Linked DNA regions of Homo sapiens: region 1 is linked to region 2. Evidence: chromatin loops called from intact Hi-C (ENCODE). Cell type or tissue: sigmoid colon. All regions are shown on one strand.

Region 1 (5,000 bases), 1.2 Mb after region 2:
CTAAGCACATGTACATGATATTCTGTAGTGTCTTATCTTTAGTTTGTCAAGGTTTTAAAATCCCTCTTGAGCTGGAGTATCATTTTTAGCTTGGCTAGGTCAGAATGACACCGAACAATATGAATAATGACACACAAGACAGCTATATGGACAGAGTTGTCATCAGCAAGCCAGCTGTGTTAACACCTGTGTGTCCTGCACAGCTGATCTTCAGGAACCAAGATCAAGAAACTGAGAATAGAGTTCAAAGACCGTAAGTAACATTTAGAGAGTCATTGACAAGCCACTAAAAATTGGGTTTTTTAGAGGCAGAGGATCATGTTTCAACTTTTAAAATACTGTCAGTTTCATAAATTAAAAATTATTCTTTGTACTCCTTATAAATGCACGGAAAACTAAAAATCAAAAATAACTATATATTATTATTTACTCTGGTTAATCACTGTTAATGTAAAATTATAAAATTATATTTAAAGATTTGGTTATACAGTGTCTTCATCTATCATATCCTGTTTGACACTATTCCATTCCACAATCCACTCTAAGAATAGAAGTAATCATCTTTCTATCTCATAGGAATCAAACTAGTCATTACATTACCTGCAAATTCATTGTTAGCACACCTCTTTCCAAGAGATATTCTGACAACTGAATTTAGGCTTTCTCCTCTAGGTCTTGATTAGGCAAAGTGAAATACAGATGCTATTTTTAGTAATCAAATAAACAAAGCAGGTGACCATATCAGCAAAACTTCCATTAGAATCTAGAGATGGCTTATGTTATATTTAGAGACTATATGCTGGTAAAATTTGACTCATTCCACAAACATTCATTAAGTGCCTACTGGGTACCAGGCACAGTGATAGATGCCAAGAATATAAAAATTAAGGAGACAGAATTCCATCCCTCAAGGACTTCAAACTCTAGTAGCATAATTAATCTCTTGAAATGCATTTTCTAGCTTCCCATTTATCTATAATGTCTTGTTTCTCCTGTCAATTGCTATACTGCCTTCTTTCTTTGCCAGAGTATTATGTTAGTCAATCTCAAACCTTTATCTTTAGCCCTGACTTTCCCTTGAGGTTCAGACTCACACATCCTGCTGATCATTCCACATTACCTTACATTCAGTATTTCCAAAACAAAACTCATCATTGTCTCCTTTCTCCCTACTTAATAAAAATAATTAAAGCAAAAAGGCTGCTTTCTGTATTCCCAGCGTCCTTTGCCCCATCAGGGGAATCATCCTCCCCTGCCTCTTTCTCATCATCATATGCCACTTTGCTGAATAAGTTTCACATCCTTCCTTCTGACACCACCTACCATCACTCTTCTGGTTCAACCCTTCTGAGCCCCCATCTAGCCTAATGCTACAGCTTCCTAATAGAGTTGTCTATTCAGACTTGTGGCTCTTAAAACCACTTTTATTACTCACTATATCCAGTTTGCAAAATGTGCTCTCTAGAGCTCAAATTTTATAAGAAAATCCAACCACATCAACCCCTAGCTTAAACCCTGGTTTGCTCCCCACTCCTTCCATTATATGATCCAAGGCTCTTAGCATGGCAAAAAAGGCCTTCCATGACCTAGCTACTACCTGCCTCATTGAGCTTTATCTCTTTTACTCTTTTTGCATTTAATATTGAACTTAGAATATTTAGTCATTCATGCTTCCATGAACTTGTTGCTCATGCCACTTTCTTTGCTAGCATACTTTTCCCTTCTTCCTCATATTTTGAGGCCCCACCCAGGCATTAGTTTTCTTCTAAGAAACTCCAGGCAATCCCTGAGTTTTCTAAGTATGCCACATATGAGAATAACTATCTATATAGAACTGTGATACACACACACACACACACACACACACACGCACGCAGAGTTGAACTTTGAACAACATGTGGGTTAGGGATGCCAACCCCCACAGAGTTGAAAATCCATGTGTAACTTCTGACTCCCCCAAAACTTAACTACAAACAGTCTACTATTGGAAGCCTTACTGATAACATAAACAGTTGATTAACACATATTTTGTGTTATGTGTATTATATACTATATTCTTATAATAAAGCTAGAAAAAAGAAAATGTTATTAAGAAAATCGTAAGGAAGAGAAAATATATTTACTATTCATTAAGTGGAAGTGGATCATCATAAAAGTCTTCATCCTCATATTCTTCATGTTGAATAGGCTGAGGAGGAGAAGGAAGAGGAGGGGTTGGTCTTGCTGTCTCATGGATGGCAGAGTTGGAAGAAGATCCACGTATAAGTGGACCCACACAATTCGAACCCATGTGTTCAAGGGTCAACTTTATATACATACATACACACACACACAAATATGACAAATATACATATATATATGTGTGTGTGTATATATATGTATGTATGTATGTATATTTGTTTCCCCAGAGGCTACTACAGTTTCTGGAACATTATACATACTAAAAATGTATATGTAGAATTTAATTATTATAAATGTTGTGTTTCATGATGGGTTCTAGGTTTTAAATAACTTTTCTGAAGAAGCAAATCCAAAAAGATGTCAGCAAAAACTCCTGTGACTTCCTAAATATTGTTCCAGTGTCATTTCAGTCCGATAAATTTAAAGGATTTATAGACACAAGGTCTTATGGAGTTTTTACAATTTCTGGATTGTCATTTCCTGTTTTATCTTTTAGATGATTTACGATAAAAGCATCTAAGACTTCTCAGTGAACATTCTTTGGTACTTTTAAAGCCTGTATGTTATGGCCGTACATAGGGAACATTTCAGTTAATCTTTCCAAACTTGTAGGACTCATGCTTTCTCAAAAGCCTCAAGAATGCAGCCATTCTACTCATCCAACAACAAACATGACTACAAAATTATTAGCTTCTTCTTCACATTTCAATTTTACCTAAGTTTTCTTACTTTTACTCTTAGCTGCAGTAAACTGAGATATCTCTCTATTAGGCACTTGGTTAGTATCTAATAAGTACTTATTTTTATCATATCTAATCCTAAACAATCCAGACATTATCCTACTCATCTAGGCATTATCCTATCCTGAAATTATTTTAATATAATTGTTGTGCTTTCCCTTTACCCCACACAATAGAAATACTTAGGCACATTTGGAGAAGCTCTAATTAAACTATCGCAAGGACAAAAAACCAAACACCGCATGTTCTCACTCATAGGTGGGAACTGAACAATGAGAACACTTGGACAGAAGAAGTGGAACATCACACACTGGGGCCTGTCGTGGGGTGCGGGGAGCGGGGGGAGGGATAGCATTAGGAGATATACCTAATGTAAATGACAAGTTAATGGGTGCAACACACCAACATGGCACATGTATACATATGTAACAAACCTGCACATTGTGCACATGTACCCTAGAACTTAAAGTATAATAAAAAAAGAAATAATAATTCCTGTATTATCAGTAAAATTGAAAGCCTACTGGTAGAGCTATTAAAAAACAAAAGTATATGCTTTTAGAGATTGATGTTGGCAAAAATGATGGACTAAGGAACTCCAAAAGCTAGTCGTTCCATAAAACTAGCAAATAAACTGGCAAAAAAAGGTCAGAATTAGCTTTTTTCAGAACTCGAGAAGCTAACTGAAAGTTTACAGTAACCAGGTAAAAGCTTAACCAAGAAAAAAATCTGAATCTCAGTATTTAAGGAACTCTGTCAAAACAGTGGTTGACTACTAAGCCAACAGAGACTTCAGTTGCTATACGTGACAAAGGATACAACTTTACAAAATGAGTTCAGAAAGACAGCCTTTACAAAATCAGTTCAGACTTTACACAATCTGTCACTAAATACAAAACAACAACTAGAGCAAGCAGCAACAACCCTGGAGATGGGGAGAATCTTATTTCCAGAGTTGTCAGATTATAATTTTCAAAATATCTACTTTTCAACAAAAAACTGTGTATGCCACGAAAAAAGAAAGTATAGCTCATTTCCAATAAAAACAGAAATGAACAGGAACTGTCCTTGAGGAAGTCTAAACATTGACCTTACCACATAAGTACTTTAAATCAATTATTTTAAATGTGCATATAAAGTTATAGAAAACCATGTACAAGGAACTAAAAGAAACCATGAGAACAATGTCTTCCAAAATAGAAAATGTAAATGAAAAGAAAAAAGAAGCAAAATATAAATTTTGAAGTTGACACATTCAAAATTTGGTGGTGGGGTGGGGGTAGTTAGAAAAAAAAAATGTGTCAACCAAGAATTCTGTTTGTGACAAAAGTGTCCTTAAAAACGAAGGAGAATGATAGCAGCCAGATGGTGGAATAGGAAACCCTGGACTCTCCTTCCCCCATGGACACACTGATGCAATGGCACATATCAATTCCCTTTATGGAAATTCAAGAAAGTAGCTGAGAGGCTCCTGCAACCTGGGCAACAAGAAATCAGTCACATTGAAACCACTGGGAAAACTGAAGACACTCTCTAATCGTAATCCCCACTCCCAGCACAGCATCGTTATTACCAGGAGGGAACTCTCAGCTCCCAACTTTTTATGAGAAGGGAAGGAATTGGACTGTGCGTACAATGTCCCACTCTTCAGAGTTCTACCTAAAGGATTGGCTTTTGTCTCACCTGTGTTTGAGTACTGACATGACCCAACATACACTAGATCCACAGAGAAAAAGGGTGGTGGTTTGAGAAAAAGGGTGGTGGTTTGGACTAGAGCACAGATATTCATAACAGCTCTCCCCTGGCTTGGCACAGAAAGGACCAGTGAAAAAAAATGCCCAGCTCTCAGCCTCTACCTTGGGAGGAAAAGAATTGGGCCATACATACAACATTCCAACTTTTCCAAGTATTACCAGAGGGTGATATTTCTATCTTTTGTCTTGCCTGTCTCAAAGTACTGATGAGGCATACTACAAAGTACTGATGAGGTTCTATGAGGTTCTAGCATACTCTAGAACCCTGGAGCCTTTAAGAAGATGACAGTTTGGACTAACACAGAAGTTTGAGAGCCCCATAGAA
Region 2 (5,000 bases):
ATAAATAAATAAAATAAATTATAAAAATTAAAAAAAAATAAAGTCACTATCACAAGCATATACTTCCTCAAAACTGAAATAAATGGTTGTTTCCAAATATTTCAAATGAGAATCATTTACTACTTTTTCACATACTCTTTTTTTTTTTTTTTTTCGAGACTCAGTCTTGCTCTGTCACCCAGGCTGGACTGCAGTGGCGCGATCTCGGCTCACTGCAAGCTCCGCCTCCCGGGTTCACGCCATTCTTCTGCCTCAGCCTCCCAAGTAGCTAGGGCTACAGGCACCCACCACCATGCCCAGCTAATTTTTTGTATTTTTAGTAGAGACGGGGTTTCACCATGTTAGCCAGGTGAGCGGATCACAAGGTCAGGAGATCACAGACACTTTTCATCTGCTAGTCCAAATAGTCATAAATTAAAAAAAAGATTTATGGGTAAAGAGCCTTAAATTGAGAAAAAAAAAAGTCTCTTCAGTACCTTATGTTTTTGAGAGTTAGGAAAAGTCAGGCCATTACCCCATATCAAGTTCCAAAAACCCCAGTTACACTGGTAACAGGCACATGTTGCACAGGATCTTGGTTTGAAAACCATCAATCTAGACCAAACCTCTAATATATAGATAAGAAACCTGGCCTAGAGAGATTATGACTTGCCTGAGGTCATATAAATAATTGATGACAGACTTGAGACTGGAAATCATGTCTCATTCCTAATCCTGTGTTTTTTCCAGAGTAGCCTGGATCTAGATTTAACCACCCACTGGGAAGCAGGTAGTTTCTTTCAAGAAGAGGCTCACAGAAAACTATGAAAAAGGGGATATAGGGAATGCTTGGATAGGTTCTGCTAGTAGTTCACCCAGCCTCAAACTTAAAATCATTCTTCAGATTCCATAGAAAAGTGGTAGACTAAACCTAAATGTTAAACTGCATTCAACTGCTCCTCCACCCCCAGAATCATATAGAAGTCACTGAAGGAATATGAAAATAGGAAAACATCCTTGATACATATCAGCTGTAGATACAAAGGAAGAGTACCACCCACATGACTGAAAGCATGAGATAACATCTCTAAGAAACACAGCAGAATGCATCAGGCTGATGGAAGTGCCGATTTATAACATGTGAAGTAGAAGAGATCTGAATGGAACCCTATTAAGACCCATTATCTGGCCCCTTACAGAAAACATTTGCCAGTCCTGGCCCTAATAAGTTGAAATGTTATCATGCATGGTATCTTCACCAGAAAGGCAAACAAGTTTTATCTCATGCTTTAACTCTGATCATTTGAGAAGTGGTTTTCTGGCTGACTGTGTTGGGGAGGTGTGACAGTTAATTTTATGTGTCCACTCAACCGGATCACAAGATGCCCAGATATCTGTTATACATTACCTTGAGTATGTCTGTGAGGGTGTTTCTACGCTTCCAGAAGAGATCAGCATTTAAATCAGTGGACTGAGGAAAGCAGATTGATTGCCCTGCCCCTTGTGGTTGGGCATCATCTATTCCCTTGAGGGCCTGAATAGAACAAAAATATGGAGAAAGGGAGGATTAACTGGCTCTCTGCCTGACTGCTTGAGCCTGAACATCGATCTTCTCCTGCCCTTGGTGCTCCTGGCTCTCAGGCCTTCAGACTTGGACTGGGATTTACACTATCAGCTCTCCAGCTTTCAGGCCTTCAAACTAGAACATTGTCTTTCGTGGGCCTTCAGCTTGCAGAGTAGATCACGAGACTTCTCAGCCTTCATAATCACTGAGCCAGATTAAATAGAAGAGACAAAGAGAAAGAGAGAAGGAAGGAAGGAAGGAAGGAAGGAAGGAAGGAAGGAAGGAAGGGAGGGAGGGAAGGAGGGGGGAAGGAAGGAAAAAAGAGGAAGGAAAGAAAGAGAAGAAAGGAAAGAAAAAAGGGGAGGGGAGGGAAGGGGAAGGGAAGGGAAGGGAAAGGAAGGGAAGGGAAGGGAAGGGAAGGGAAGGGAAGGGGAAAGAATCTCCCATTGGTTTTGTTTCTCTGGAGAATCTTGACTCAATACAGAAGGGTTCTAGGAGTGCAAGTTCCTGGAAAACTCTGTTGCTTTCAACCTTTCTTTTTTTTTTTCTTTTTTTTGAGATGGAGTTTTGCTCTTGTCACCAGCTGGAGTGCAATGGTGCGATTTTGGCTCATTGCAACCTCCTCCTCTTGGGTACATGTGATTCTCCTGCCTCAGCCTCCCAAGAGCTGGGATTAGAGGCATGTGCCACCACACTCAGCTAATGTTTGTATTTTCAGGAGAGACGGGGTTTCGCCATGTTGGCCAGGCTGCTCTCGAACTCTTGAACTCAGGTAATCTGCCCGCCACTGCCTCCCAAAATGCTGAGATTACAGGCCTGAGCCACTGTGGCCAGCCTGCTTTCAATCTTTCAATGAGTGATTTTTACCATGTATGTGTAGGAGGGGTACTCCTTGCTTACATAGCATGTATTTACTATACTTTAGTTCATCAGGAAACACTGTGGCATTATTTAGAGACCATAATTTCTTAAGTCTACTCTATTCACACTTCCCAAAACTTTTCTTAGCTATGGTCAAATGGTTATATGTATTTCCACACTCATGTCCTGTCCATGCACTTGGGTTACACATTATTGTTAATGTCAAGTAATTATGCCCCCATTTTATTTCCTGATGATCCTACAAGTTGTGTAACTTCGGGCAAATTACTGAACCTTTCTAAGCCTCAGCTTCCTCTTCTGTAAAACGGGGATAATTCTAAAGGTCTACTTCATAAGGTCAATGGAAGTATTAAACGAATTACTGGCTGGGTGCAGTGGCTCAGGCCTGTAATCCCAGCACTTTGGGAGGTCGAGGGGGGCAGATTGCCTGAGCTCAGGAGTTTGAGACCAGCCCGGGTAACATGGCAAAATCCCATCTCTACTAAAAATACAAAAAAATTAGTCAGGCATGGTGGTTCGTGCCTGTAGTCCCAGCTACTCAGGAGGCTGAAGAATGAGAATCATTTAAACTCGGGAGGCGGAGGTTGCAGTGAGCCAAGATCACACCACTGCACTCCAGCCTGGGCAAGAGAGTGAGATTCTGTCTCAAAAAAAAAAAAAAAAAATTAAATTAATTACTGATTGCAGGACTAGCAATGTTTAGTGTACAATAAGTGTTAACCATTATAACTATTATTATCTCCCTTTTATATATGAGAAAAACGAGGCTAAGTAATTAACCCAAGGTCACATTGTGTCCGGAATTGGTGGGTTCTTGGTCTCACTGACTTCAAGAATGAAGCCGCGGACCCTCGCGGTGTTACAGCTCTTAAGGTGGCACGTCTGGAGTTTGTTCCTTCTGATGTTCAGATGTGTTCGGAGTTTCTTCCTTCTGGTGGGTTCGTGGTCTCGGCTGGCTCAGGAGTGAAGCTGCAGATCTTCACAGTGAGTGTTACAGCTCATAAAAGCAGTGTGGACCCAAAGAGTGAGCAGTAGCAAGATTTATTGCAAAGAGCACAAGAACAAAGCTTCCACTGTGTGTTAGGGGACCCGACCGGGTTGCCACTGCTGGCTTGGACAGCCTGCTTTTATTCTCTTATCTGGCCCCACCCACATCCTGCTGATTGGTAGAGCAGAGTGGCCTGTTTTGACAGGGCGCTGATTGGTGCGTTTACAATCCCTGAGCTAGATACAAAGGTTCTCCACGTCCCCACCAGATTAGTTAGATACAGAGTATCCACACAAAGGTTCTCCAAGGCCCCACCAGAGCAGCTAGATACAGAGTGTCGATTGGTGCATTCACAAACCCTGAGCTAGACACAGGGTGCTGATTGGTGTGTTTACAAACTTGAGCTAGATACAGAGTGCCGACTGGTGTATTTACAATCCCTGAGCTAGACATAAAGGTTCTCCAAGGCCCCACCAGAGCAGCTAGATACAGAGTGCCAATTGGTGTATTTACAATCCTTGAGCTAGACATAAAGGTTCTCCAAGGCCCCACCAGAACAGCTAGATACAGAGTGTCGATTTGGTGCACTCACAAACCCTGAGCTAAACACAGGGTGCTGACTGGTGTATTTACAATCCCTGAGCTAGACATAAAGGTTCTCCAGGGCCCCACCAGAGCAGCTAGATACAGAGCTAGACACAGGGTGCTGATTGGTGTGTTTACAAACCTTGAGCTAGATACAGAGTGCCGATCGGTGTATTTACAATCCTTGAGCTAAACACAGGGTGCTGATTGGTGTATTTACAATCCCTGAGCTAGTCATAAAGGTTCTCCAAGGCCCCACCAGACTCAGGAGCCCAGCTGGCTTCACCCAGTGGATCCCGCACGGGGGCTGCAGGTGGAGCTGCCTGCCAGTCCTGCGCCATGCGCTCGCACTCCTCAGCCCTTGGGTGGTCGATGGGACTGGGCGCCCTGGAGCAGGGGGTGGTGCTCGTGGGGGAGGCTCGGGCTGCACAGGAGCCCACAGACGTGGGAGAAGGCTCAGGCATGGCGGGCTGCAGTCCTGAGGCCTGCCCCGCGGGAAGGCAGCTAAGGCCTGGTGAGAAATCGAGTGCAGCGCCTGTGGGCCGGGCACTGCTGGGGGACCCAGTACACCCCGCAGCCGCTGGCCCGGGTGCTAAACCCCTCATTGCCCGGTCCAGCAGGGCCAGCCTGCTGCTCCAAGTGTGGGGCCTGCCAAGCCCACGCCCACCCAGAACTCCAGCTGGCCCGCAAGCGCTGCATGCAGCCCCGGTTCCCGCTCGCGCCTCTCCCTCCACACCTCCCAGCAAGCTGAGGGAGTGGGCTCCGGCCTTGGCCAGCCCAGAAAGGGGCTCCCACAGTGCAGCGGTGGGCTGAAGGGCTCCTCAAGTGCTGCCAAAGTGGGAGCCCAGGCAGAGGAGGCGCTGAGAGCAAACGAGGGCTGTGAGGACTGCCAGCACGCTGTCACTTCTCAACATTGTCAGTAAAAGACAGAATTGGAATCTGAACTAAGCATTTTGCACAGCTGTCATTGGGTGGCGAAAGCAAAGGTGGTTTATAATGTTT

Evidence for each region. Peaks named below come from ENCODE experiments on the same cell type or tissue, not always from the same donor. Only the 100,000 strongest peaks of a DNase experiment are listed, where the experiment ranks them.
Region 1: it touches region 2 in a loop (2.6-fold over the local background); 2 of 110 quality-filtered maps call a loop at or near these places.

What each region holds. Positions count from the first base shown.
Region 1 is chr9:15,862,719-15,867,718 of GRCh38, reverse strand. All of the region lies in intron 23 of CCDC171 (coiled-coil domain containing 171), which reads right to left. Among named protein-coding and RNA genes, the nearest start is that of CCDC171, 310 kb to the right of the region's middle. In sigmoid colon, no CTCF peak of the experiment used is centred here; no DNase peak of the experiment used is centred here.
Region 2 is chr9:17,072,332-17,077,331 of GRCh38, reverse strand. No RefSeq gene overlaps it. Among named protein-coding and RNA genes, the nearest start is that of CNTLN, 60 kb to the left of the region's middle. In sigmoid colon, no CTCF peak of the experiment used is centred here; no DNase peak of the experiment used is centred here.